Regions from separate parts of the Mus musculus genome. Here region 2 is linked to region 1. The links are chromatin loops, found by intact Hi-C in ENCODE. Cell type or tissue: left cerebral cortex. All regions are shown on one strand. Each heading gives the region's core, and the rest is flanking DNA. Links, peaks and the distances in the headings are about the cores only.

The links. A loop is a pair of places that touch in the nucleus more often than their neighbours do. Peaks named below come from ENCODE experiments on the same cell type or tissue, not always from the same donor. Only the 100,000 strongest peaks of a DNase experiment are listed, where the experiment ranks them.
Region 2: it touches region 1 in a loop (3-fold over the local background); 24 of 42 quality-filtered maps call a loop at or near these places.

Annotation. Positions count from the first base shown.
Region 1 is chr2:170,531,355-170,546,768 of GRCm38, forward strand. No RefSeq gene overlaps it. Among named protein-coding and RNA genes, the nearest start is that of Gm40001, 19 kb to the right of the region's middle. In left cerebral cortex, for the core only: no CTCF peak of the experiment used is centred there; DNase peaks (open chromatin) are centred at 8,027 and 9,735.
Region 2 is chr2:170,579,954-170,595,367 of GRCm38, forward strand. All of the region lies in intron 1 of 4930470P17Rik (RIKEN cDNA 4930470P17 gene), which reads right to left. It overlaps Gm14637 (predicted gene 14637), which reads left to right. Exons shown (of 3, transcript NR_166525.1): 3 at 1-265. Among named protein-coding and RNA genes, the nearest start is that of Gm14637, 12 kb to the left of the region's middle. In left cerebral cortex, for the core only: no CTCF peak of the experiment used is centred there; DNase peaks (open chromatin) are centred at 6,307 and 8,749.

The DNA of each region.
Region 1 (15,414 bases), core at 4,709-12,708:
GCATCAGAACCCAGGGGCTTCTTCCGAGTTCTTCTGTCATCATGGAGAGATGGCCTTGGTGGCCACATCTGCTTATCAATTTGGGTGCAAGCATTCAAAACAACTGTCTTCCTGGAGAAACTAGAGATTCGTTCTGATTGGACCAGCTCGGGTCACTTGTCCACAAGTCTGTCGATTATTAAGGAGATAGAGTGGTTTGCTTGCTTAAGCCTGGGTCATGAGCTCTACTCCACACCGAACCCAGACTAAAGCAGGAAGCCAGACTTATGCGTATATGTGTATGTAAGGATTGCTTTTCATGGGAATATGCCTCTTGCAGAAATGTTGACTTTCTAATTGTCTATAGCTTCCTTGTTTAACCTTTCAAGTGTCTTTACAGCTTCCTTTCTTCCACGTTTCTATCTCAACAATGAGATCAGTCCTTGGCATCCGAGGAAAATGAACACCTTAGCAACATCCGATCACACTGGGAGTGATTGTGAACATTCACACCTGAGCTTCCTACCGGTCCTAGTTGGAGCCTTTGTACGGCAGACACAACTTAGACGTCACAGCGGGGGTTTGGCGACTTCTTGCATCCCTTAACTATGGAGGCTCAGACAAATCTCCCTGAATTTTGGCAGCTGGGATCAAGAAAAGTCAGCAGGCTCCTTGTAGGTCAGTCTCTGGGAACTGGCGAGCTGGGCGTGCTCTTCTCTGACTCTCACAAGATGCTGCTGGTCAAGGCATCTGCTAGGCTGTGGCTATCTCTCGCTTCTAAGTAGACAGCGTAGTCTCCAGACAGAGCCCGTTGCTGTGAGCATTGTCAGGTTCAGAAGACTCACCCTAGAGCTTGCTAACAGGGCACTCTGCATTGGTCTGTCCTATGACAGAGAGTAGAGAGAGGGAGGGGGAGTAGAAGGAAGGGGAAGAAGGGTAGGGGACGGGGGCAGGGCGGGGGGAGAGGGAGAAGGGAGAGTATAAAAATATGGAAGCCACAGATTTCTGTCACCTAATCTAAAAAAAAAACCTTGGCATCTATTACCTCCACCATGGGCGGTTGACTAAAAGCAAGCCACTAAGTTCAACCCTAAGAGGCTGACCCAGGGGGATCGCACCAAGGAGCGCTGGGCACAGGATGGAAACACCATCCGTAAGTCTGTCCAGTACCTTTGCTAAGGGGACTCTTAGCAGACAGAGAGACTCCAACCTATCAGGCAAGTATTTTTGGGGATTTAAAAAATCGTTTTTTCATTCATAGGTACTATTATTTTCCAAACTAAATTGTTTTTTTTTCTCTTTCTAGATAACAAAACTAATTTTTTTCTCTCTATTTGAGAAAACAAAACAAAACAAAACAAAACAAAACCCACAAGCTTGGTATTTACTTCATTTGTAAAGGATTTTATATATTTGGAGACTCCTGGTTATTTTTTTAGGAATAGACAAAGTAGCAGCTGGGAATTTGCCTACTGAAGAGGTGACTTTTAATTAATTTATTTTTAAATATCTATATGTGTGTTTGTAATGTGTATAGGTGAACATGAGTGCACTGCACATGTGTGTGCCTGCAGAGGCCAGAGGCTGACATTGAGTGTTTTCCTGGACCGTGGTTGGTCCACCTTCTACTGAGGCAGAATCTCTCATTCGAACCCAGAACTCACCGATTTGTCCGGTCTAGCTCACTTCCAGATCTCCTGCGTCTGTCTCCTGTACTGGACAGGCAGCCACCTGTCTGCTTGGCACTTAGATGCTTTCTGGAGATCAGAACTCCCGTCCTCATACTTCTTTAACCACCTCCCCGGCGTGCCTTTGCAGGGGCAGGGTCCGCTTTACAGCTTTTTTACGTGGAAAACATCTTCAGGGTAAATGGAAGAGAAGTGACATGGACCTACCAAGTGGCTGAGGGAAGGCCAAGTTGTCCCATGACAAGACTGATGTGTGTAGTTAGACAGAGAGAGGTGGTGTCAGAGGGATGAGTATGCATTGTACAGAATCATCCTTGGAGCCAAAAGGTCACCCTCTCCATCAGATCTGCTGCCTCCGCTGGAGAAACATCATCTCAGCTGGACCTGTGGACTATCTCCGAGAGGAAGGGGGTGGGAGGTAACTGGACCCTGACCCAAGTATATACAACTGTTCCTCCCAATTTTGCCCTAATTGCATATGGCGTTTATGTCTCAGGCGGGGCTAGGGAAGACAGACTGAGGGTGACCAGAGGGAGAGGACCCACCTAAAAAGACATGGGGAAGAAGCCATCCTCCATGCTGGCTTTAGCAGCCATCATCTATACTTGGTGTAGACTTTTCAGTGTGGATTCTTTGGGGGTCACCCATGCCTGAAAACGCTCACTCATGGTCTGTTAGGAAGCCCCACAAGCTCATCGTTTCTCCAGGGGGAACGGCTTCACAGAGAAGAACTGGGCCTGAGGAAGAGAGGGTAGGGGCACTGACTCCCTCCATCCCCAACCCAGGTCTGAAATCCTCACGACAGCATGTCACATAAACGGTTTTCGAGAGCCTTCCCCACCCTACTCCCCGGCCCCATTTCCCACTATGGTATTTAGTGCGATTTTTTTTACTTTATTCAAAATCAGACTTTTCAAGGAAAGGGTAAGAGTGGTTAGAAGCGACTCATTCCTCTCTATGTTAGAGAGTAAAAGAAAATGTGTCCCCCTTTCTGAATGTGTGTGAGTGTGTGTGTGTGTGTGTGTGTGTGTGTGTGTGTGTGTGTGTTCTCATGCGCACAAGTGCATGTGCCAGCACACTGATCTTTCTTCTAGGCTTCATCACTTATTGGGCACAGGAAAATAATGGAATTAAATTTCCTCTTTTTCTTGTTCTGCAAACCTCCAGAGGGGCTGCTATAAATGCCACACCGACTTTGTTTCCCGAAAAACAATTTTCCTGTCAGCCTGACGGGTCCCTTTGACACACCCTATTATTAGTCTGTGATGAATTCTTTAAAGAGCATCAAACTATAGACTTGAGCATATTTTTGTCACTTCACCAAATTCCCCACTAACTCGAGGCTCTTTTCTGAGTCACTAATTATTCATAAAAGCTGGCAAGATTGCTTTATTTTATCCTTCCGATGAAATGCATTAAAGTTTAAGGAAAACCCTTAACTGAGCTTAAAATGTCAAAGAGACGTTAGGAATTGCAAAGTCATTCCCAGCTAAAATGAATTAAAGAAGAAAGGAAGGAAGGAAGGGAGGGAGGGAGGGGAGGTAACAGGCAGACAGTGCTCAGAAACCATTATAGAATGGGGCCACTAAGCAGGAACCAGGAAGGGGGATAGGGTGGGGCTGGGTGTTCATGGCTTTCCTCCTATCACTATACATGGTGCCCTGAAAACCACCCTGGAAAATGGGGCGGGCGGCGGGGGGGGGGGGCGGGGGCGGGGCGAAAAGCCTGAGACAGAGCAGCAAAGATGGGACTCCTACAGTGAGCCACTGAAACTTCTGCTTTCTCTCCAAAGTCTTTAATCTCAGGATGATACTCAAGAAACAGAGGGGTTTAAAAAAAAAAACAAAAACAAAAAAACCTCAGATAATTTAGCTGTGTACGTCAGGAAGTCATTGGCTCAAGCTCACTAAACACATCACATTTGCGCATGCGCGCACCCAGGTACACTGTGTCTGCGTTGGTAACGTTCCTTCTCTGATGACACTAACGGTGCGTTGTGAGACATGATCTCTCAACCTACGTGATCTCTCAACCGACCTACAACCTGCAGACTAGGCTGGGCTGGTGGGCCAGTGTGCACCAGGGGTCTGCCTGTCTCAGCCTCCCTGGCAATGGAACTACGTGTGTGTGTGTGTGTGGGGGGGGGGGGGGGGGGGTTGCCACTCCAAGTTTCTCTTCTAACAAACTCTGGCAGTCTCTCGGTGACATCCCAGAAGTTGGCACGCATGTCTTTGACAAGAAGACAGTCACTCTTTCTCCAACAGCCCACGTTTGATCTTTAACCAATGCTATGTATGTTCTTGGCCGCGTCAGCTCTTCACAATGCTATGCACCGCCATCTTGTCAAAGCTACACCTTCTCTTGCCTGGGACATACCTAACTTTTGTACCAGTTATTTTCCTGTTCTTGTGACAAAGTTTGACAGAAGCGGCTTGAAAACGAAGGGCTTATTCTGCTTCGTGGCTTAAGGTTCCAGTCCATCATGGCGGCAGGAGCTGGAGACAGCTGCTCACATTGCGTCTCTAGTTGGGAAAGATGCACTGTGGCGCTCCACTCACTTTCCCTTCTTTATTAATTGTGGGATCCAGTCCATGGGATGGTGTCACCCACAGAGGGCAGACCTTTCCTCCTCAGTTAAACATTTCTGGGAACTCAAATAGACCCACCACTGGTATGATCCTAAGTCCCATGAAGTCGTCAATCAGAATCAACCATCACAGCTTCCTGTGTGTCCTGCTTGTCTCCTGGCCTCTGAGCCTGCTTTTCTACAGTGCATGAAGAACAGCCATGGTCATATTAAAAAGTAAATTAAATTATATTGTTCTCCTGCTCAAAATTCTCAAGTGGCTTCTAACTGTGCTTCTAATTAAATCCATGCTAATTACCAGGTCTTATAAAACCCTAGATCACAGGGCAGGAGACTGAGCCAAATCTCACCTGCTCCCATAAATGAGGTTTTATTGCAGTATAACTATGCCCACTCATTTACATATTACCTATGGCAATGCTTCCCTCTGTGATGGCAGTATTGAGTAATTTTGATGAAGGCCAAAGGACTTAGAGAGTCTAAATATTACTGCCTGGTTCAGTAAGGAGGGGCTTGCTAGCCCATTCCAGATGGTATGCCCCTGCCTCCCTGTCTGAAGTCATCACTAGCTCCCTCCCCTCTTGTGCTCTCTCCTGCCACCAAGTCCCCCCCCCCTTCCTTGAACTCCCTCTCTTTCTCCCACTGTAGAGTTTCAACATGTGGTATGTGTTGTGTTTTATAGAAAGATACAGGGAAAAGGGTGTGGTGGAGGTGTAGTCAGGTGTGGGGGCAGGGGGTGCCTCTGCAGCCCATGCTGAGGCATCCCTTCCCCTGAGGGAGCAGCCATAGTATAGAATAGAGTTTATTCGGGTTACAGAAAGAGGAGTTGAGGGAGGAGAGACAGAGAAAGGCAGAGAGAGAGAGAGAGAGAGAGAGAGAGAGAGAGAGAGAGAGAGAGAGAGAGAGTAGAGGAGTAGAGGCCAGCCATGAGCTCATGGAGAGTGGGGAGGGGAATGGGGAAAGAAGGTAAGGAATGGGAGTAGGAGAGCAAGAGAGAGGGGAGGGGGCAAGCAGCCCCTTTTATAGTGTTGCCAGGTAGCTGTGGGGCAGAGTCTGGACTAAATGCCAGCAGTATGTCCTGCCTGGGATGCCCTCTGAACCACAGGGCTCACTCCCTGGCCTCATCTCAGCTCCATTCCACGGTCACCGTCCAACCACATCCCTGGCTTTGTGTCGCTGCCTGACACACACACGAACTCATTGTTTTCTCTGTTTCCATCAGCATCTAAGTTCTATAGAATCAAGGATCTTCTCATGTATGGATGTTTGGGGTGCATGTGTGTGTATATGGGTTTGTGCCTATGGACATACATTGCAGAATGTGTGTAGAGACCAGAGGTGAGTGTCAGGTGTCTTCCTCAATTGATCTCCACTGAGCCTGGAGCTCTCTGGTTGGGTTAGGCTGGTCAAGCTATCTCTGCTTCCCCACTGGGAATATGGGCTCGCACCGCCACACTTGCTGTTTTTATGTAGGTGCTGGGATTTGAACTCAGGTTTTCATGCTTGTGCAACAAGCACTTTCCTCACTGGTACTCAGTGAGGAAAGGCTCTTAAGTGAGTCCTTTGTTTAACCCATAACAGTACCAGGCTGTGGTAAGTACTCATTGGTACTTGTTGGGTAAGTTAACTTAGCAACCAGTGTCTGTGAGGCAGGAGCTGTGCTCAAAGGCAGCGAGTGGTGCAGGAAGCACGCATGCCTATGGCTCTCCAGATTTTTCTAAGACCTGAGATGGAAGGCAAATGTCCTTGGCTACAATGCATTATCATAGAAGGCCTTGAGGTCCAGCGCATCTGTAAGGCAAGGCTGCAGGTTCTGGGGCCCAGCATCTATAATCCTGGATTTCAAAACATGAGGTAGGTGCTCTTCTTCCCCATGTTCTTTCTGCTCTGTGAGAATGACACAAAGCTGCCAGCTCACTAATTTTGTCAAACAGGACATTTAGAGCAATAAGACTACAAAGTGTGAGAGACAGCTAAGCAAGGGGCAAAGAGACGGCTCAGAAGCAAAGGCACTTGCCACCAAGCCACCAAGCCACCAAGCCACCAAGCCACCAAGCCCGAAGACTGGAGCTCAGTCTCCAGAACTCACAATGGAAAGAGTCAACTCCAGCAGATTGTCCTCTGATGCAACACACACACATACACACACACACACACACTCACACACACATACACACTCACACATACACACTCACACACACATACACACACACACATACACACTCACACATACACACACTCACTCACACACACTCACACACATACACACACTCACACACACACACTCATATATACACATACACAGACACACACATACACACTCACACATACACACACATACACAGATATACACAGACACACACACTCACACACACATATACACACACTTATACACACACATGCACACACATACACACACATACATACACACACACTTATACATACACATACTCACATACACACACACACACACGGACACATACACACACTCTCACACACAGTTACACACACACACTTTAAGTACAATTAAAAATTTTTTTTTAAAGATGAGAAAAATTTAGACATGGGCTTCATATTATGCGGTATCAAGGATTTAGTCATTCTTGGTGATACTGGCTTGCTGTGACTCTCCCGGTCCCTAGCGATTGTTGGCTGACATTAGACCCCGAGGGCAAATGGAGCAGAGATGATAGAGGGGCATTCAGAAACCCTGTGATTACTTACGGTAATGACAACACTGGAGCCAGCTGTGAGGAAGCAGATTAACTTTACTGGGGTGATTATATAGTTTTGAGGACTCAGGGGGTAAGAACATCCAGGGTGGGCAAAAGTCATGCCTGAAGGCTTAAGATACTGGGAAACACCTCATTAGCACAGAGAGGCATTCCAGGAATCTCAGGTGCTAGCTTACCAGGCTCATACTGGGAGGAAGAAAGTTGATCCTGTAATCTTAGGCTATGAGATGGTCTACAGGTAGAGGTCAGAGAAGGAGAGACCCTGCTGGTAAACGGAGACCGCCATTTTGTGCTAGGCCCAGAAGACTATCTGGACCATGGTAGACTTCGCCTGTAATCAGCATGGGAGCAGCTTGTGATGATGGTTTTGTGGTCTGCATTTTGCTTGGAGAAGTGGATTGAAGTGGAGAGGTTGCAATGGCGGCCAATGGTGGCCAAGATTTGCTCTACAGTGACCTAGCAGCAACAATTGCAAAGGAAGCCCCACCCCATAATCCCATTTCAAAGAAGAGGAAAGGAAAGATTGGTCCTTCCTCACCTGACAGAGTCAGTCACTTCAAGGATGGCCTCCTGTTGTTCTCCTGACCTCACAGGAGCGTTTGAAGAGGGCGGGGGGAGGAGAAAACTTACATTCATGTCTTCCTCTTTTCCTTGAACACCCATGGAGAACCTAATATATTTAAGGCATACAGCTAACAGGCATGAGGCTAAGGTTTGAATCCAGGCAAAAGGACCCTTAGCATTCCAATAAAGAACTTCAGGTGGACCAAAACACACCAAGAAACCTCAACTCTGGCTCTGTGGTGGCTCCTTCATCCCCTTTTTGCTTCCATCCCTGCTGTTGGGTCAGGAAGTCCAGGCATAGGGAAGTGTCATGCGCAGTTGTTCTGGGGTTGAGAGACAGTGCTCCACACAGAACCCCAAATTCTGAGTACTTGAAGTCAGATTTCTGTTCTTGTTCCTTCTGTCCTTCATCCTCACGGTGTTCAATGAAGCCAGAACATAAACAACAGATGGCGGGAGTGGGCGAGCGTCTGAGTGTAGCTTTATCCGTGCCCACCTCATTCTCTTTCCTCTCAGCTTGGGCTAGTAACATCCCAGCTCCTCAGCAAGCCTGAAGATATCGATGGCACCAGTGGTGAGAGACAAAGTGTGTGAGGATCTCAGAGTCTGCACCCCTTTGCCTGAGCTGCCTTCTGTTCAGAGTCGTGGACAGGAAAGATCTTGGTGACTGGCAGTCAGTTATCCCTCCTGACAGCTTTACGCTGGTACCGGGAGCTCTTACACATTTTCTGTCTCAACACCACTGTGCTCGGTTGGCACTTACAGCATCCTAGGGGATGAGAACGCAGCAGGTGATGTTTTACAAATCCAGCCCCTCCTCCTTTGCAGAGTTTATTGTGTGTCAAGCACACTGTGCACAACTTGTCACCGCCTTCAAGGGACCTTTCTGCGCCCCCCTGGGAATCAACTGCTGGTGTATGATGAGCAAGCTGTCTGAATTCTGCCCACATGTTACAGGTTGTGCTTGTCAATCTTTGATTTTTTTAAAGATGCTTTCAATAATTTGCTATTGTTTTGTTTTGTTTGTTTGTTTGTTTGGTTGGTTGGTTTGTTTTGGTTTTTCGAGACAGGGTTTCTCTGTGTAGCCCTGGCTGTCCTGGAACTCACTTTGTAGATCAGGCTGGCCTCGAACTCAGAAATCTGCCTGCCTCTGCCTCCCAAGTGCACCACTCCCAGCTTTGTTTGTTTGTTTTTAAGTCAGAGCCTTACTACCTAGTCCTGGCTGGCCTGGAAGTTGCTGCATAGAGGGATCAGGATGGTCTTGAACTCACAGAAATTTGCCTGCCCCCGCCTCTTGAGCCTGGGGATCAAAGGTGTGCACCACCACCACCACCACCTCAGTCTTTTTTGGGGGGTGGCGTGTGTGTTGGGGGAGGGGGGTGTGCCGCAGTGCCTGACCTGTGGAGTCGGTTCTCTCCTTCTGCCTTTGTGTGGGTTCCAGAGGTTGCACTCAGTTCACCAGGCATGCATGGCAGGAGCTTCCGCTGGCCGAGCCATCTCTCTAGCCCATTTCTGGCAATCTTTTGGCATATGGTTCTCTTTTAGGTAGGTGAGATGGAAAAATGACAGGCCATAAATCACACACTTACTAAGTGCTTGATAATGATTCAAACTTGGAAGCTGGTCTCTAGTTCTCCATAGCTAATCCCTGTGCAATGCAAGGGTTTTTGTTTTGTTTTTTAAATGTGAAATGTACACATAGACAAAAAAAAAATCATGACATAAACGAGTTTAGAATAAACCATATATACAATCTATAATATGATATATATATATATATATATACTCCTTTCGATAAGATGGCAGCTTTTTTTAGGCAGAAAGGAGAGAGGAGAGAGAGAGAGAGAGAGAGAGAGAGAGAGAGAGAGAGAGAGAGAGAGAGAGAGAGAGAGAGAGAGAAGAGGCTGTGATCTTTTTGTGATCTTTTTATCTCTTGCCTTGGGCAGTGGAACTGAGTCCCACCTCCCTGCCCCCTCACCAGGTAAGACTTGGTGATATTTGGGGACATTCCTGCCTATGTAGCTTGATGTGAATACTGCTGGCATCTCAAGGAGGAGGAGCTAAAGATGCCACTAAGCATCTTGTCTCAAGGGATAGCACCCTGCACAGCAGGGATTTATCCATCTCCACATGTGACGCCCTGCCTGGTGAATGGCAAACACAGTTCTGTTGTTCCATATGGATTTTGCTCAGTGAATTGAAAGTCATGTACCCAGAGCCTCTACCCTCTAGCCATTCCTCAGCTATGAGTCTGCACGTTCTGGAAGCCTTTCTGACATACGTGGACCGTTAAAACAAATTCTGGTCAATCTGGTTTATTTTGCATTGTCTTCTTTTACGTTCCCAGTCTGCCCTTCCAGGAAATGCTAATGTCTGCCTATGGATGACAGATTCAGGCCAAAAGCATATCTTATAAAAAGCTATAAGAAACATTTGAAAGTTTAAAAAAAGAGTGTGAATTTTACATGTCTTTCTAGACAGAATTTCAACCATGCATTTTGGATGCTTTTAACAACACTAAAACCTTCTTTCTATCCAGCTGCTAAACCTCCCAAGGGCGAGTCTGTTTTCTTGACTTTATGCTTCAATTTACTAAGTTTTTAAACCTGATCTCACGTAGCTCAGGCTAGCCTCAAATTCAGTGTGTACCTGTGACTGGCCTTGAATTCCTGATCGTCTTGCCTCTCTTTTCAGAGTTCTGAGAATATAGCCTAGGGTCACTAAGTCCACCACCCAGTGGGTTTGTGTTTCTTTAGCTCTCTGTAGAGTATCCTTGTATGTATGTATGTATGTATGCATGTATGTATGTATTTTTATTACATTTATTTATTTACAGAGATGGAAGAGGGAGAGGGAGGAGGAGAGGAGGAAAGGGGATGGGGAGAGGAAGAGGGAGAGGGAGAAAGAGAGGGAGAGGTGCACTTGTGTGCCATGATGCACAACTTTTATGAATTTTTTCCTCTTCTTCTACTGTGAGGATCCTAAGGAATCAAATTCAGGATGTCAGGCTTGGCAGTAAATGCCTTAAGCAGCTGAGTCTTCTTATTAGCCCTCTTTTGTGGTGTTTAAAAAATTTTATTAGATTTAATCATACTGTTTTATATCTGTGTACCATGTATGTGCAGTGCCCACAAGAATCAGAAGAGGGCTTTGATGACCCTGGAACTCAGGTTACAGATGGTCATGAGCCACCATGTGGGTGGTGAAAATCAAATGTTGGTCCTCTGGAAGAGCTGTCAGTGTTCTCAAGCCCTGAGACATCTCTCCAGCCTCCTGATACTCTCAACAATTCAACTTTCTTGGCAAGAAACCCCAGGCGCAGGGAAGTTGCAGGATCCCCAGCACCACACAGCCAGGAGCGTGTTAATCTCCTGCTACGGAGCCTCGTTTTGTGTGACTGATGGCTGTGTTACTTCTATTCTTCCCAGATGCTATGCTCTTCCGAGACAGAGTTTGTGCTGGAGTACATGGGATGCCGGGCCTGGGGGACCAAAACGAATGAGGGAGGGAGTGTGTGGACTGGACCAAACACCCATGTTGGAAATGATGCTTTTTGCCATTTATCATTGACATCATGCCCTAAGGATGTGCCATCAAGCTAGATACCCTAGCCTATGTTATCATGGCCCCAACTTTGTGGTTTAGCTTGCTCTGTGTTCAGCTACCCACAGTCTACTGCAGTTCAAGAACCTCATATGGAAAAGTCCAGAAGTAAACCATTTCGTGTAGGTTTTAAGTTGCATACTGCCTTGAGTGACGTGATGAAATGTGAAGGAGCCCCGCTTCTTCCTGCCTGGATAGGATTTTCCCTTTATGTCCACACTGTCTTCCCTTTATGTCCACACTGTCTTTCCTTTACGTCCACACTGTCTTCCCTTTACGTCCACACTGTCTGTGCTCCAGCTCCTTAGTCAACAGCCCTCCTGCTTATCAGATCAACGCTCACAGAATGGCTATGCGTGTGTTAGGGTGACTCTTCTGCAGAAGTCTAGTGCTGTGTCACTGGGCCTGTGCTGCCTCCTGCACACCACCTCACAAGGTGGCACCATGTCAGCTCATGCCGCCATGATGGGAGAGTACAGCCAATATAGCCAGTAAGGTATTTAGAGAGAGGAGACCTCAGTGCCCCAGCTCTGAGCACCCTGCATGGCTGTGGCTGTTCTGTTAATGCGGACACAACACAACTTTCAACTCAGAGTACAAGGGAAATGGATTATTCTCGAGCAAATTTGAATGACTGTAGCTATAGATCTCCCCCGCATTCCTGATGTGGAAGCATTTTTCAGGGAATTTTATAGAAACAAAATAAAGAAAGTAATAAACGCATTGATATCCACCTCTGGCTGGTTTTATGTTAACTTGAGACAAAAATAGGGTTATCAGAGAGGAAGGAGACTCAATTGAGGAAATGCCTCCATGAGATCTAGCTGTAAGGCATTTTCTCAACTAGTGATCAATAAGGGCAGGCCCAGTGGATTGTGGATGGTGTCATCCCTGGGCGGATGGTCCTGGGTTCTATAAGAAAGCATACTGAGCAAGCCACAGGGAGCAAACCAGTGAGAAGCACCCCTTCATGGCCTCTGCATCAGCTCCTGCCTCCAAGTTCCTGTTCTCTGTGAGTTCCTGTCCTGACTTCTTCAGTGATGAGCAGCAATGTGGAAGTGTTGAGGGACCAGATCTTGTGTTCAGACTCCACCAATCAGGAGGAAAACAGAAGTTAAGTTTATGATTTGACTCCCAGTGCCAGCCAATTATGTTAAAGGACACAGTAACCGCCCCCCCCCCCCCCCCCCCCCCCAGTTAGATGCTTGCTAGGCTAGAAGCACTCAGCCCTTGCTTGCCATCTCCTGTCAAACCTTGTCCTGAGGAGAGTTCAGGGTTACTTCACCAAACCATGCTGTGGGTTGGCAGTGAGTAAGCCCAGGTGTGTAAATAAGGAGACCGGATTACATCAGAGTCGGCTCTTGGTTGGTCTTTCGGGGCTTGCAAGGAAGGGCTTTCTGGTTCAACAGTGTAAGCTGAATAAACCCTTTCCTCTCCAACTTGCTTTTTGCTCACGGTGTTTTGCCACAGCAGCAGTAACCCAAGACACCACCCTCAGGGAGGTGGTTCCAGCAAAATGGGGGAATCTCTTCTAGAGACTATAGATGCTATCTGAAAACTTAACTTTTGGTTGGTGGAAGCAAGTGGTTTGCTATGTTAATAGATTCCCAAAGGCCATTCCCTATTAGGATGTTAGTTCCTCCAAAGAGGTGGGCAAAGCTGTTCATGGGGCTGAAGCTAGCCCAAAAGATGGTAATTAGCCTTGGGACCTGCACCATTTCAGCCTCTCCATAGCACGAGGTCTAATTAGCCCTCGAAGACACAGCTTCTCTCTGGGAATCATTGCTCATTAACTCTAAGAAAAAGGAGGAAACAAGACACACTGGCAAGATGCCATGCAGAAAGAGCTGCAGTGGGCAAGTGAGCTTCCTGGAGAAGACTCACTGTTCTGCTCAGCACTAATGGGCATACCCTGGAGACACACGGACCCAGGGGCCATGTCTCAGGGTTGCTGCCATGTCTTCTCATGTTTGTCCTTCCTCATAGGCCTGGCATGGAGTGAGTGTGTGTGTGTGGTGGGGGGGGGGGGCCCTCACTGCCTATAGCCTGGTGTGATTGCTTCCTGGGTGTGATATCCCCACGCTGTTGGGCAAGTTTCCTGCAGATCAACATGAAGATAAATTTTCTTGAGCTCATGCTGCTTAGATGAATTCATGGTTTCATGGAATTCTTGGTTTGATTTAGTTTTAGAAAGCTAGTTTTTGTTTAAATGATTTTGGGGAAGTTAGGGTGGTTGATGGAAAGTTTAATGTTAGTATTAAGACTAGAATGTGCCCTTTCCTCATAGACTAGCAAGAGCTGCATAGTGAGCTCTTAACTGTAGTAGCAAGAAAAGTAGGCTGGGGACAGGTAATGATCCAAAGAAAACATTCATTCCAGGTTGGGGTCTGAGCTCCTGGATCTTGTGATCTGGGGATATGGCCACGGGTTTCGGTGTGCACCACGAAGAGGAAGGCCAGGAACAAAGAGTTAAGTCATTTCATTGTGTATGTAAGAACAGAGAACAGGTGATTAGCCAGGTTAGCTAATCAAGACTTCCAAAGTAAGACTTAAGCTAGATGACGATGTTTCTTGGTAAATACAAACCCTCACCAGCCAAGCCTAGGAAAGGACTGACTCTTCCAGGCTACCTTGCTTAAACGTTGTTAATCAGTGACAAAAGAATTATCGCTTTGGGGTTACAATGAACTTGTGGAGAGACAGATGGGAAATGTTTAGTTAGGTATGAATTTCAAAAGAAGAATACGTAACCAATAATCCCGTTGTGATTCCCTTTTGTGTAATGATTTAAAACTGTTTTTGAAGAATATGTTTTTGTGGTCATTGTTCTTAGCGAATAGGAACTTGTGGTTATGAGTTCATTTTCTTCTTACACAAACTTTGTCTTAGGTGGTATGAAAGGGCTAAGGGGAAAAAAAAATAAAGTTGTTGCAGCTTTGCTCTGTCCATCCAATATGTCTGTCTGTCTATCTGTGTATTTGTGAAGTTATAGGAGCTTGTTGGAACTTGCTTCATCCATCAAATCTCTCCCTCCCTCCCTCCCTCTCTCTCTGACTCTCTCTCTCTCTCTCTCCACCTCCCTTTCTCTCTCTCTCTCCCTTTCTCTCTCTCTCTTTCTCTCTCTGTGATTTTCTCCCTTTCTCACCAGCCCCCCAAAATTAAGTTTTGCTCCCTCAGAAGAAGTCTGCTGAGTCACTAATCTCTGACTCCACACTCGGCCCTCGGCTGACAAGCGCAGTTGAAGCTGGCCTTTGACAACACACAGTCAGTTTGTGCAAAGGACACTGACAGTTAATTACCCTTCAAGAATGAGATTTATTGACACAAACAGCATATTCTGCACATGGATATCTCCACTCATGAGCTCACAGCAGCTGTCCCCGCCTGTACGAGACATGTAGCAGATCAAGCCAGTCTGCACCTTAGCCTGGAGAGGCTCATGAGCCCCCACCCCCAACTGAAGACTTCTGAGAGAGGTGACCCCGCCTCCTTTAAGGTTGTGGCTCCTGGTAAGTGAACCACAGTCCCGGGAATGGCCCCTTTAGTATTTGGGCAGTGCAAATTAGACTTGATGGGCTCTTAAAAAAGACTTAATGTTGGGGAAGGGTGGATCTGGGAGGAGTTGGAAGTTGGGAGTCAGGGGTTGATATGATCTAAATGTGTAGTATGCATGTATGACATTCAAAGAAAACAGAATAAAGAATTTAAAAAGAGCTTTATTAGGAGAAAAGACCTCAGGGGCATGATCGGGATTTGAGCTGATTCAGTTTTAGAAATAAACAGCACCCTATTCAAAACCAGCATGAAAGGGCCTTAAAGGGAAGGAGAGACTTCCCTTAAAACCTGGAAAGGAGAGGGAGAGTAAGAGAGATCCGAAAAGAGGTTGCATCCGTGAGAGAGTTGGTGTGTGTGAGGGTAGGGCCGGAGGTGCCTTCCCAGGGAAATCCTCCCTAGACCCCAGCAGCAATCACCCCAAAAGGGGATACTTGGTTCTTACTTGCTTTCATGGGGGCTCAGGGAACTTCATACCATGTGATTTGGTTAAATACGACAAGGAACATGAAGGAACGAGGTATCATAGACAAGGAGCTATAAAAACCACGGCCCAGGGCTGGAGAGGTGCTCAGTGGTTAAGAGCATGATGATCTTACAAAAAGGACTCAAGTCCAGTTCCCAGCACCCATTAGTCTGGGTTTCCATTGCTGTGAGGAAGCACCATGCCCAGAGAGCAAGCTGGGGAGGAAAGGTTCATTTGGCT
Region 2 (15,414 bases), core at 2,994-10,993, 47 kb after region 1:
AGTTTGTAATCCCAGCACTAGGGAGCCAGACACAGGTGGACTTCTGGGGTTCCCTGGCCAGTGAGAGACCCTGTTTCAAATGGGAGGCCAATATTTCTTTAAAAATGACATCCGTGGCTGATCTCTACCTTTCACATGCTCAGACATACATGCATGAGAGTGCACATGCACACATGTGTACATACATACACGCCTGTGCACATGTGCGCACACACACATGCATGGCATTATACGAGAGGGAGAAATAAAGCTGTTTGCCAAAAAACTTTCTCGGAGTAGCCACTTTTCTTGGTAGAGGAGAAGCTGCTTAAACAATAATAAGGTCAAAATTTTTATTTTATGTGTGTGTATGTGCATGCATGTTTGTATTTGTGTGCATGCTTATGCCTGTGGAGGCCAGAAGGGAGTGTCAGAGCCGGAACACAGGTGATTGTTGGCTTCCCAGCTTGGGTGCTGGGAGCCGAATTCAGGGTTAGAGCCCTCTCAACCGCTAAGCCATCTCTCCAACCCCATCATGAGTTTTAAAAGAAGCACTTAACTTGTTGAAAATTTCAAGGAGAATAGGGAATAGTGACTTTAAAATGCAAGCCTAAACAAAGAAGAAAGTACGGCAGAGGCAGGCTGCAAGCAGAAACACCTCAGAAACACCCTGGGCGCTCAGAGCTGCAATCAGATCTAATGTTTAAAAAATGACTTTCCTGGCAAAGTTGAACATTTAGATCTGGCTTCTCTGAATTATCATCTCTTTCCTGCTTGCAGACATTCCTAACGCCATAATGATAGCTGAATCTGAGGTGACCCCAATGCTTATGTTAACCGAAGTCAGCTTTATGGGCGCCATTTGTTCCTGGATTTTCCTATAGGGATGATAGCGTGGCAGAACTGCTTTGGTTATCTTTTAAGCCTTTGCTTGGACAGAAAGGTAAAGAAGTCCAATGCCAGGGGCTTTAATTAACCAATTAATTTCCAGTCCTGTTGGACTTTACTGCTCTCCAAGAGCAGCCCCGTCCGCTCAGTACAGACCCACAATGGCAATTAGCGTTTATCCACTGTTCGTAGTGCACAGGAGGAAAACGCAAGCAGGTGGTGAACACAGCCTGCCTCCCACTCACCCTGTAATGCTAGTGCCTTGCAACCTGAAGAATTCAAAACAGTATCACGGTGAAGCAGATCACTCCTTTCCAGCAACAGACCCTGCTCTGAAGGTCAGCGTTACCTAGACAGAGCTAATCCCTGTGTGTGAACTGCAAACGGTTACATGGGTTTTTCTGAAATATTGACTTTTAGCCTGTGTGTTTTTACAGATGATTAAATAAATAGGTCAAGAGAATGCATTTATTTCAAGTCATACCTGGGAATTAAGACACCAACCAAAGCAAGCCCGACTTTTCAGGACCAATTTATTCTGTAGCTTCTGGTGTTACTGTCTTGAAATATTTCATAAACAACATTCTTTGGTTCTATGTGTGTGCATGTGTGTGTGTACATGTGTGTGTGTGAATGTGTGTGTACACGAACATGTGTGTGTCTGTGTGTGGTATGTAGTGTGTGTGCGTGTGTGTGTGTGTGTGTAGGTTAGAGAACTTGTAATGTGTATGTGTGTGTACATGAACATGTGTGTGTGTGTATGTGTGTGGTATGTAGTGTGTGTGCATGTGTGTATGTACATGTGTGTGTGTGAATGTGTGTGTACATGAACATGTGTGTGTCTGTGTGTGGTATGTAGTGTGTGTGCATGTGTGTGTGTGTGTGTAGGTTAGAGAACTTGTAATGTGTATGTGTGTGTACATGAACATGTGTGTGTGGTATGTAGTGTGTGTGCATGTGTGTAGGTTCAGAGAACTTGTAATGTGTATGTGTGTACATGAACATGTGTGTGTGTGGTATGTAGTGTGTGTGCATGTGTGTGTGTGTGTTAGAGAACTTGTAATGTGTATGTGTGTACATGAACATGTGTGTGTGTGGTATGTAGTGTGTGTGCATGTGTGTAGGTTCAGAGAACTTGTAATGTGTATGTGTGTACATGAACATGTGTGTGTGGTATGTAGTGTGTGTGCATGTGTGTGTGTGTGTTAGAGAACTTGTAATGTGTATGTGTGTACATGAACATGTGTGTGTGGTATGTAGTGTGTGTGCATGTGTGTGTGTGTGTTAGAGAACTTGTAATGTGTATGTGTGTACATGAACATGTGTGTGTGGTATGTAGTGTGTGTGCATTTGTGTAGGTTCAGAGAACTTGTAATGTGTATGTGTGTACATGAACATGTGTGTGTGGTATGTAGTGTGTGTGCATGTGTGTGTGTGTGTGTTAGAGAACTTGTAATGTGTATGTGTGTGTACACGAACATGTGTGTGGTATGTAGTGTGTGTGCATGTGTGTAGGTTCAGAGAACAACTACAGTGCCATTCCTTAGGAGCTGCTCTCCATGGTAATTTTTGCTTGTTTTTTTTTTTTGAGTTAGAGTTTTCCATTGAACCTGGAATTCACCAACTAGGCTATTCTGCCCTGCAGTGTTCCCCAGGGATCTGCCTGTCTTGGCCTCTCAGCGACACACACCACTGGGCCGTCCCACTTTTTTATTTTTATTTGGGTCCTGGGGATTGAACTCAGGCCCTCATGCTTGCAAAGCAAGCACTTTACCTACTGAGCCACCTCTCTCGCTTTGAAATGAAATGGTTAGGACTGAAGTTATTCCATTTGGGAGACTCAACTGTTTTGTCATTATAGATTAGAATTTGGTCCACATACCCTAGGGAACTGTGTGTGTGTGTGTGTGTGTGTGTGTGTGTGTGTGTGTGCTCACACACGTGTGTGTGGGATGATTTAAGATGCTTAACACATGTCTGGTGGTTTGAATAAGGATGGCTCCCATTGCCTCTTAGGTTTGAATGTCACCAGTTAAGCTATTTGGGAAAGGGTTAGGAGGTGGTCTTGTTGGAGAAGGTGTGTCAGTAGGGGTGAGCTTTGAGGTTTCAAAAGCCCACACCAGGCCCAATCACAGGCTTGCTCTCTCTCTCTCTCTCTCTCTCTGCCTCCAACATGAGGATCAGATAGAAGTTTTCAGCTACGGCCCCAGCCCCATGCCTGCCTGAGTGCCACCATGCTTCCTACCATGAAGACAGTGGACTAACTCTGAAAGTGTAAGCAAGTCCCACGCGAATGTTTTCTCTTGAGAGGGTTGCTGTGGTCACGGTGTGTCCTCACAGCAATAGTCCAGCGACTAAGACAATGTCCCTGTGACATTAAAATACCCCAACATCCTGACGGAACAACAAGAAACATTATCTCCTAGGGTTTTTTTTTTTAATTTTATTTTAAAACGTATGTGTATGAATGTTTTGCCAGCACATGTGCAATATGTGTACCATATATGTGTCTGAGCCCACAGAGGTCATGAGAGGACATCAGATCCCTTGGGACTGGAGTTACAGATGGTTGTGAGTCCCCGTGTGAGTGCCTGGGTCCTCTGGAAGGGCAGCGTCCATCCGTCTGTCCGTCCGAGTGCGCTTTAACTGCTGATTTGTCGCCCTAGCCCCCTCTCAGGGAGTCTTGACTCAGGGATTTAGAAGCAGCCAGACTGGTCCTTCTGGCTGAGGTCTCTCCTGAGTTCACTATAGATATCACCCGGGACCCTACTTCCTGATGACTCCGTGACAGAAGCTTCGCTCCTGTGGTGTTGGGTGCTGGGTGCTGGTAGACAGCCTCACTTCCTCAATGTGGGTGAAAGACTTTCTACAGGCTGTTCAGGACACTATGGTTCATGTTTGCCCAGAAAGCATGATTTGAGAGAGAAAGCTACTGGCCACAGTGTCCCTGGCTTCAAAAGCCACACCCTGGCTTAATCTGGTTTTTTTTTTGTTTGTTTTTTTGTTTTTTTGTTTTCCCTCCTGCTGGGGTTCACACCCTGTTTTGGGCTGTCCTAACAATGGGGATTTAAAGGTTTGCCCAGATGCTGATCATATAAAAGTCAGTCCTGAAAGCATGACCGTGGCTTGCTCCTCACCACGCTTCCCAGCCATGCCCAAGGCCCAAGGCACTTGGTTCCCAAGCAGCGCTTGCCCACTGGATAGAAATGAAACCAGCGAGCCAGGCACAGTTCACCATGGCGCCAGCCCTGCCCCAACAGATATTACCTGCTTCCGGCTCTGCTGTAGTCCCTCCGTCTTTGGGCCTGCTGTGGCTGGTGTGTGGGCGATGCCTCAGCTCCATCCCAGGGGAGGTAGAGGCTGAGAATGTGAGTACAGTTGGCACAGAGGTGGTAAAGCCAAGGTAGCTGGGTCTGCAGCTCCCCACTGGATGGCTTTGCCTGAAGCAGCAGGGCCAGTAGCTCAAACCAAGGGCACCCGGGGAGGCAGGGACCTCTCCAAAGACGACTTCTGAGAGCCCGGAAGTGAGCATTATTACAGATTTTCTTGAAGGCTGCCTAGTGACCTGCCTGTGTCTTGTGAAGTCGGTTTGCAGACATCACAGTTTTGATGACCATTAACTTAGTAAGGGATAAACCAAGCAAACAAGGGCAAACACACTGCTTAGTTGTCTCTGACCAAGTTACTTATCCTGAGATTTTTTTTTTTTTTTTTTTTTACTGACTGGGAGTCACCACAGAACCCATGGGCTAATTAGAAGCAAAAGCTTCCTGTCCACAGAGACACGTTGGCTGGGAACTCTAGCATGGGGGATAAAACAAACCACAGCAGAACATTGGTCTAGAACACACTGTCAACTTGCAGTCCATGTGCACTGTCACTGTGCAGTCCATGTGCACTGTCACTGTGCAGTCCGTGTGCACGGTCACTGTGCAGTCCGTGTGCACTGTCAACGTGCAGTCCGTGTGCACTGTCAATGTACAGTCTGTGTGCACTGACAATGTACAGTCTATGTGCACTGTCAGCGTGCAGTCCGTGTGCACTGTCAATGTGCAGTCTGTGTGCACTGTCAATGTGCAGTCCGTGTACACTGTCAATGTACAGTCTGTGTGCACTGTCAATGTACAGTCTGTGTGCACTGTCAATGTGCGGTCTGTGTGCACTGTCAATGTACAGTCCGTGTGCACTGTCAATGTGCGGTCTGTGTGCATTCTCAATGTGAACTCGGTGTTCCAGTTGGTGAGCATCAGGAGAGCGATTTTGTTTTCCAGGGAAGAGGGTAGATTACTGCTGTTCTTAAATTTTTGGTTATGTTGTTTACTACTGAACTATCTTTAAAAAGCATGCTTCCACTTAACATTTGAAACACAGTCTGTGAGGCATTTTCTATGATCTGTTAAACTATCTATGAAAGGAATTTTTGCACATCCTGTACACACAGCTGGTAGGTAGGAACGCTATCAAAATATGTGATTATTCACGTACCGTAAATCTTCCCATTTGCTGCCACAATACATCCTTGAGTTTACCTTGTATTAGAGTAATTAAGCTTTGAAATGGGCTGGAGAGATGGCTCAGCGGTTAAGAGCACTGGCTGTTCTTCTAGATGAATGGTGTTTGGATCCCAGCTCATGGCTACCTGTAACTACCTCCAGGGGGTCTAACACCCTCTTCTGACCTCCACAGACATCCATATGCATTTTTGCATAGATAGAAACACTCAGGGATCACATATACATACAATAAAATAAGGCTGTAAAATACAATTCAATATTCATACAATAAAACAAAGCTTTGCTTCACACTAATTGTGATTTTGAATCAATCAGCCCAAGTTTCCTCTCATTTGATGTTCACATCCATTCTTTTGAGCATTCTACAAATAGGTGCTAATATTTCCGTGGCTCACACCACTCTTGGGATACAGGAATAAGAAGAGGAGACAGGTTCCTCTCCTGAATGCCTCTTATATTTTCCTAAGGAGTTCAGATAGACTTAAATGCTCAATCTGATGAGAAGAGACTGGTGTGGTCACAGGAGTGTATTTTCAGGCCAGAACTTAGGTCATGGGCCAAGGAAGTCAGGAGGCAAGGGGGCAGAAAGGAGAATGCTAATGAAGCACATTGATTGTCTGCTCACAGATAGACAGTAACAGTTGTAGTTATTCTAAACAATTGGGTGAACTGTTTTAATATTGAGGGGGTATGGTCACAGATATTTAAGCTAAAACTTGACAGCTTTCCTGTACGCCTTTTGTTGCTTAGGAGTAGATAAATCAATAAAATATTTTAAGCCCAGAAAGATCACATTTTGGAATAAGATTCTGTGATGCATATGTCAGAAAAACAGCTCCACGGGAAACGGCAGAGCATTCAGGATGTCTAGCTGATGACACGCATCTCTTTCGCGGGTGCTTGGAGTGGGTAAGAGTAGGTGTCAAGTGGATATTTATATTCCTTCTGAATGCGTAGGCTGCGAAGATGGCTCAGTGGATAAAGTGCTTGTTGTATAAAGGCGAGGGCCAGGGTTTTCTTCCTCGGAAATCACTCAAATGTCAAGTGGGCATGGAACACGACAGTAATTCCATCCTTCGGGGTGAAGGCAGAGTCAGAGCTGGCTGGATAGCTAGGCTAGCTATATCCACGAGCTCAGAGTTCCACTGAGGGTCCTCGGCTAGGCTAGCTATATCCATGAGCTCAGGGCTCCGTTGAGAGCCCCTGGGTCAATGAATAAGGTAATGAGCACTTGAAGACTCTTGGTGTAAGCTCAGCCGTTTACACAGGCACACTTGCATACTTACTCCCACATACATACAAGTGCAGAAAATATTAAGAGTGAACTAACTTTTTAAAAAAAATTCTCAAATATATTACATCAGGCTGATCATTTCCCCTCCCTCCTCTCCTCCCAGTCCGTCCACACCCCCTGCTCCGCCTCCAACACCCCTTCTCACCCTGATCCACTCTTCTTTCCTTCCCTTCAGGAAAGGGCAGACTGCTCTGGGATGTCAACCAAACATGGCATATCAAATTACAGTGAGACCAGGCACATCCCCATGAGGCTACCCAGCTAGAGGGAAAATGTCCCCAAAGCAGGCTAAAGAGTCAGGGACAGAGACTGAAGTAACTTTTTACACGTCAGTAACCTCTCTCTTCCATAGATGACATCCTTGATGACATCCTTTTCAACGCTTGATAAGAAGAGGTAGGTGTCAACAGAGTATGTCACAGGCTTTAGAGACCGTTCCCATCTTGTTGTCACAGAGGGGCACACTAGGGAGCACAGAGCAGTTGAAGGCCTTGCAGCATTATATACCCAAGCCAGGATTTTTTTTTTCATTCCCTACGTATGTAAAGGCGCATTGACAATGTGCAGCTTCAGCGAATGCTCATCTCTGTCTGCAGAGGGGGAAATCACAGCACTTAAGTTGCTCAGTTGTGAGAATGGCAACCAGTGATACCACAAACTGTTAAACTGACCATGAGCCCTGGAATATTTTCATTTGTAGACCAGGTTGCCCCCACACTGGCTATTAATTCCTGGGGCTGAACAGCTCTCCTTAGGGAGGGAGAAAAGGAGGGAGGGAGGGAGGGGGGAGGGGGAGGGGGAGGGGGAGGACATACTCTAAAATTCCAAAGGAGATAGAAACAGAGCCCCCAGCCCACCCGGTTCCACCCTCACTCGTGTTAAAAGGGACATGCAAGAAGCATCCTTTGGACATTTTCACAAGCAACCAAAGAACATACCTAGGAAACGTATGACATCAATTAGCATACATATTAACTGTCAATTTTCTTCTCGAAAAACTAATTTAGAGCTGCCTCCCCAGCTTCTTTTCAAAAATCTAATTTGGAATTGTCCAGCTCCCTCGTCCGATCGCAGACACTTCTTCCTAATTGCACTGCACAGGCAGAGAGTGATTCTCCTTTACTGCCTAATGGTTGGATAATTAAACACAAGGAGCAGCCATCTCCTGTGTGCACTTGTTGGGAGTTTTTTTTTTAATATTTTCACTGATTTTTAATTAAAATTAAAGCTACATATTAAATTATTATTGAGGGTGTGCCATTAAGTCCCCAGGAGCAGAGGACAGAATACACAGAAGAACCGGAATGAATAGGAACAGGTAAAAGATATGCCGTCAAAGCTGCCAGTGAAGTTTTAAATTCGAGAAAGCGGCTTAATGGTTTATTGATAAAGCAGTTTGTCTGTCTGTGCCTTTTGCTAGTTCATTCAATGGCTCTGCACTTAGAGGTGAGATGTAAGGCCCTGGCTTCTGAGTGACACCAGTATAAGTTACTCGACTGTTTATCTTCCTTCCAAATGCTAGGGCAGCACTGAGTCTGGAGGGGCAGTGACTGTCTTGATGGCATCTTAATAAACTCCATGCAAGAGGCTGGAGGTTGTATTCACACAGGGCGTGTCCACTGGACCATATTCTCCCGAGGTTGGAAAATGTCCTCCTGAAATCTAGAATGCTCCATAAGTCACATCCATCAGGCTATAAACACCCAGGTCACCACAGAACTATGGCCGGAACTGTGTTTATTAATAATAAAGTACAGATTACTTGCCTGTCCATAAAACGAGGCCCCCATAGTCCAGTAGTTACAAGCCCAGGATGCAATCTACCCAATGACAATTCCTATGACGGAAAGTTGTATAACTCCACAATGCACTAAATATATGGGAGATTCAGGCCTGATCTACGGTCCGCTGAGACCCTCTGATTACTCATTCTGTCAGCATTGCTCATGAGTTACGTGTCTGTGCATTCCTCGTGAATATAAATCCCAGTCTCTGTGGTGTCATTGTGTGTAGTTAGATCATTTGTGTGATGACATTTCCCATGTGCCAAGGGGGAGAGGGAGACACTTTATGGTGCTTAAAAAAACACGTACAGTTTCCTGGCACCAGGAAGATGATCAAGAGCCCAGAAAATCACAACTTGTTTTCCAACTCCTGCTTGTGGAGAATATGTCAACCTCTACCTCAGCACACTGTGGCGATATTTTCTGGCCCTGACCTCACCTTCTGCATTGTTCTTGTTAAATTAAGAATCAGAAGCTAGACAAGCGTTCCCTGTCAAGATCATTTTCTGGCTTGTTTCCCTGGGAGCGTGTGAACTTTCCCATAGATAAAATCAGGAGGACTTTAAGGACTGGTATTAGGATGTGTTTGCCAGAAATAGCCAGTTGATGAGTGGACAGATGATTTAATTAGCTTTAACCGTCAACTTGACCGGAGCTACCTCAGAAGGGAAGCTGATACCAGTATCAGATGAGTGTGTCTGTAGGGGGATTGTCTTGATGGTAGTTGATGTGGGAGACCCTGATCCACTGTGGGAGGTACCATCCCTAGGAAAGTCATGTTGGGCAAGTAGTCCTGAGTCAGATAGACCAGGATTCCAGCCCAGTTTTCCTATGTGTGTATGAATGAACTACTGAACCTTTCTGGATATCAATATCTTCCTCTCTGAACTGGAGACAGCAATTGGTCTTGTATTAGATGTTTTGAATATTCAATAAAGTAACCTATGAAGTGAGCATCTCTAGCTGTCACGTGATAAGTGATATAATCATAGTCAGATGTTATTCTAATAAGTGACTGATGTGCACAGGTGCCTGATCACATCACTGTGTGACTGTGATGGGCCCACTTGTCCTTCAAGAGTGAGAGCCCTGGACTGGAGGCAGCTTAGTCTGTAAGTTGGAGGACCTGCATCCAGGCATGATGGCACACACTAGTAATACCAACAGTGGGGAGACAGGGATGGCAAGTTTCCCCAGGATTTACTGGGGAGCCAGCCTAATCTATTAGGTAAGCTCCAAGTCCCAGTGAAGAGCCTGTCCCAAGAATCAAGGTGGGTGACACCTAAAGCATGACACCTAAGGCCTACTGCTAGCTTGTACACACATATATGCACACACACACACGCACAAATACTTGCGTACACACACACACACACACACACACACACACACGAGCACAAAGATAAAAACACTGAAATGTTACACGCACACTACAATATAGTCTAAAAACATTACTGGTAACCTGACACTTGTTTAACGGGAGACAGCATGTAGAACTCGGTGGGAAATTCTGAAGTTCTTATAGCTTAGTTTCTTTCCTTGCCCTGTTTGTCTTTGCTCGTGGATCCAGAATTCATGACTCCTCCTGAGAGCAGCTGACAGACGTACAAAACAAAAATTTTCCCCTGAGCAATGGAATGATTAACGGGATGAATAGGTGGCCTTCTCCTTCTCGTATGATCAACTGGTTTACCCGGGGACTAGTACCAACCTTTTGATATAGTTTTGTGTTAAATGATGCATGCCTCCCAGCATCTGGAGATCTGAATTCAAATTTGAGCTGAAGTCACAAAAAAGTAGATGTCACTGTCTCTATTTAGCCCATATCAGTAGGTTCAGCATAGGGTTGACGGTGTCTCTGGGGGAGACTTGGAGCAGTAAAGGTCAAGGTCTCAGATGCAGCTGGAGGGAGGGTTTCTGAAGCGAGTCCAGGAAAGCAACCAAGAGACCACTGTGTGCACACATTGTGCGCACAGGGAGTGACAAATGCAGAAACGGTCATTACCACAGCTGTTTGTCACAGCTGAGAAAGCAAGACAACCTCATTTCTTATCAACAGGGAGACTACTGAGTAAACCATGATCCATTCACAGCCGAATAAGCCTCGTCAAATCTACGCAAGTCCTACACTCATAGCAAGATATAGTACGGCCACTGAGGGGAAACCGCTCACGCACACACACATGCACACATGCACATGCAGATGCTCACACATGCACTGCTTGTTCCCTCATAAAGAAGAGAGAATCATACACATAGGGCAAGAGAGCACAAACCTAAAAGCTTTATGCAGCAGTAACGGTTTCTCTGCAGGGACAGAGAAGGCATGGGAAATAAGGAACGAGACAAATGCTATTTCCTCTTAAAAACACAAAGAGTTAAGATACACCAAAGTATTAACTACCATTAAATCTTGGTGGCATGTAAACTGTTGAAACTTCTGAACGATGCACATTTTTTATTATAATGACATTTTAAAGGAAGAGATATGTTCCAGGCCATTCGTGCAACACCAGGAACTTAACAGCCAGCGCTGCTAGAACGTGCCAAATATGCAACTCTTCCCCAAACTTAATCACAATTGCAGCTATAACACGAAAGAATGTTTTGGAAGTTGCTGAATTTTCTTTTAGCAGTAAAAGAAGGGGCTTACAGGGCTTGGGAGATGGCTCACTTGTTACAAATGTTTTCTGGTCCTCCTACTGAGGATTGGGGTTTGGTTATTGGCACCCACATGGGTGGCTCACAATCAGCTGTAACTCCTGGTCCAAGAACCCTGACATCCTCTTATGGTTTCCACCTGTATCATACTCATACCTGCATATGCACTCACACATGCACACACTCACACCTGCACAAACACTCACACCTGCACACACACTCACACCTGCACACACACTCACACCTACACACACATTCACACCTGTACACACACACATGCATTCACACATGCACACATACTCACACATGCACACACACACACACTTGCACATACACTCACAAACATACACACACACAGGCACACATACTCACACACAGATGCACACATGCGCAGGAATAAAAATTTAAAACAATTCTAAAAACAATAAAAAGGCTTTCAGGGAGAGAATAAATGCCTCCTTCTCGTGCCAGTCCTTACCCTCAGAGCTCTGTGTGGAATACCATGACGATAGATAAGGCAGTCTGTGAGTCTCCCCCTCTCAGCTCCAGTCTACACTCCTCTTAGGAAATGTATTTCTGTATCTTGTTCCATCACCACAGCTGCCATAATAAAGGGCCACAGTCTGAGTGGCTTAATCAATAATTTATTTTCCCACAATGCTAGAGGCTGGGAGTCTATAGTGCAGGTGTCAGCAGGATTGGTTTCTTCTGCAGCCTTCCCCCTTGGCTTCCTGTGTATCCCATATCACCCTCCTGTGGGCACTAATATCCTCATCTTCTACGAGAAATAAGGAGGTGGCTAGGAGCCCATGCTGCAACCCTCATGTTAACTTATGTCTTTAAGGGTGGTGCTAAAAAAAAAGGGTTAAAGGTTAAAATGCAAAGTTTGCGGCACTAGGGAAGATGAATAAGAGGACCTGTAGCTGGACCTAAGATGACTAAGCCAAAGAGATAAGATGAAGAAAAAACGGTGAGCCAGTGACCCTAGGCAGGCTCCTCTCTCTCCAAAGCCCTTGATTACTATGTGGAAGGTACCGCTGTCCTTCCGTGTATCCTTGCTTCTGAGGCATATAATTGCTAAGAGAGTAAATTACACACAGGAAAGTCTCCTAACAAGTAGCTACAACAAGAACACTCCACAGACAGGGAACTAAACTTGAGGTAACCGAGAAAGAATGCAGCTACATCTTGGAGGCTGGCATAAGTGATTTCTCTACCAAGGGAAAAGCTACACGCTGATCAGTCATGTGAATCTGAGAACAGAGGGTACTCGGCATAATTAACAGCCAGAAAAACACCTGTAAGGCTTAGCGGGTAAGGCCAGCCCCGGCTGACACGGAGAGGCTAGCCAGCAGTCAAGATCAGGAGCTCACAAAGCACAGATGGACAGAGGGGGGGCTGCAGCTGCTCCCACCTGGGTGGGTAACACATGCCCACCTACCTGGTTGGGCCAAGGGACATACACAGAGTGTGTGACTCCTCCATTGGATTGGCTCATGGCAGCCTAGAGAGTTAGCTGATCTCAATAGAGATGACCCCAGCCTGTGCCCGCTTTCTGCTGTGGCCTCAAGGGAACCCTAGAGAAGGAAGTCTGATGGCTTTTCCTCTTGGGAACACTTCCTAAATTCTTAATAAAAAGCCTTTTCTGCTTTGTATAGCTCCACAGATGTCTGTCTGCCAGTGAGGGCCCACATCGTCAACCTTCTTAGTATGAAAGAACAAACGCAGAGCCTCTGTCCTAGGTTCATTTTTCATGACTGTGAGTGCCTGCCATCTTAGCCTTTTGGGTTGTATAAGGAGGAGCCATGAAAGATCGCTTTGCTCTAGGCAAAACCCATCTGTCTGTGTATGTCTATCATCTATCGATCTCCTTCTATCTATGACCTATCATCATTATCAGTGTTTCCCTCTAGTGAATTGCACATTATAACCCCAGAACTTGGAACACCATCTTGCAGCCCTATTTAGAAATGGAGCTTTTGCAAATGTAATTAGAATAGATCCTACCTGATTAGAGTCAGCCCTAAGTCTACTGACTGATACATCTTTATTAGGAGGAGGGGATACATAGGGGAAAACCCAGGGGGAAGGCAGTGTGTGGAGATGGAGTCAGACTATTGTGCTATGACTACAAGCCAAAGTTTCCAGGAATTTGATGGCTACTATTAGCCTGGACCAATGCTCAGAGAAGATTGGGCTAAAGCCTCCAAAACTATGGATTCTGAGCATATCTTGAGTTAGCACATCTGACATCGGTTTCCCCAGCTGTGGTAGAACATACTTTGTTAATTTATTCTATTCAGTTTCTGGTAAATTTGGTGTGTGTGTCGGGGGGCAGTGTGTGTGGTTGTGTGTGTAAGTCTGGGCACATGTAGGCCACAGACAACTTGAGTGTTTGTCTTCATCTTCCAGCTTGTTTGAGACAGCATCTCCTGTTTGTTGCTGTGTGTGCCAGACTACGCTGGCCCCTGAGCTTCTGGGGTTCTCCTGTTTCTGTTTCCCATCTTGCCATAGGAGTGCAGGGGTTGCAGATGTGCACACACAGTCAAAACACTCAAGCACTGAACATAGAACATTTAAAACTGTGATGAGATGGAGAGGTAACTGTAGAAGATGCCTGATGTCATTTTCCAGCCTTGACACATACATACAAAAAAGAATAAAAATTTAATCACTCCATTACTGTAAAAATAAGGTGTTTAGGAACCTTCTCTACCTTGTTCTGCATCCTTCCCATCAAAAAAGTGCCAGATGCATGATGGGGAAGTCGTTCATTGTTTTGGATCTGCTGTGTGAAGAAAAAAAGTGTGTCTTTTTTTAGAGCTTTTAAAATATATCCCCAAATTTCACATCAAAGGATTTCCAAGCATCAAACAAAAGAAATAGTTCTTTTTTTCTCTTTGCAATTTCATTCAAATATAACTACAGCAATTAGATCTGTGTGATCCCAGAGTCCTCTCAGATATGATGATCTCTCATGAGTCCGGAAGTAATTTGATATGCAAGCTTCCTGATGTAGTTATTTTAGACTGCCCACGATGTCAGCAATTATTTGCATTTTGTATTTTCTCTAGTACGAGTCATGCCTCAGACTATTTAATTAGATCACATGTGGGCAGAAGAGACGGAAATTAACAACTTGACACTGCTTGATTTGAGTCATGCTTATATTTTAAAAGTAACCATTGTGGATTATGATTCAATGAATATCTTTCATCTTATCAGAAATCACCTTATCGGTAAGAAAGAAAGAAAATTACAAAAAAGGAGCTCTTAGCTCTGCAATTTTTAACTAGGCAATCAGTGATTATCAAGATAAGTTATAAAGTAGAAGAAAAGGTAAAAGGATAAAATGAGAGGATGATCTAGCGCCCTCTTCTGTCCTCCAGGGGCACCTGCATTCGTGTGCATACACACACACACACACACACACACACACACACACACCCCAAACTAAGTATATATGTTCCAGGATGTAATACCTACTGTGGTGTTGCTGTCATACTGTCACACTAAAAGAAAACTGAGCCCCTTTGTCTAGCTCTTGTTTTATTCTGGTCATTACTCTTAATTTTTTATTCTCATCTCCACAATTTTGGCTTATCCACATTTTAATATTAATTCAAGGAAAGAAGCTATTTTGTTTAAGGTAGAGGAAAACAGAGAAACAGTTTTCAACTTAGGTGCCCTGGCCAGTAGACCTTCTATGCCCCAGCTTTTAGCCTATGCAGAAAGAAGAGCCAAAGCTTGAGAAGGCCAGTGCTAGCCAACAAACAACTACACCCTTGTACCAAAGCTGCTGTAGCAGCTGAAAGGGGACCGATGGAATGGTTCAGTGAGAAACAGCCACAGTATGTGCACAAAGAAATAATAAATAAATGTAAAGTCATTTTAAAAGCCAACAATGAACTCGGGCTGGAGAGATGGCTCAGAAGTGAACAACCTGTATTCTTGCAGAGGAGCAGAGCTCAGCTCCCAGCACTTAGACTGCATGCCTCATAACAACCTGTAACTCTGTCTTCATGGGGATCCAGTGCTGCCTTCTGGCCTCTGGAGCCACCTGTACACATGGGTATGCACATACACACAGACACACATGCAATTATGCTTTAATAAAGTCTAACCCTCTGTCTTAGGGATACTAATCCCGTGATGAAGCACCATGACCAAAGCAAGTCGGGGGAGGAAACAGTGTATCTGGCTTTCACTTGCACATCACTGTTCATCATCAAAGGGAGTCAGGACAGGAACTCAAATAGGGCAGGAACCTGGAGGCAGGAGCTGATGCAGAGGC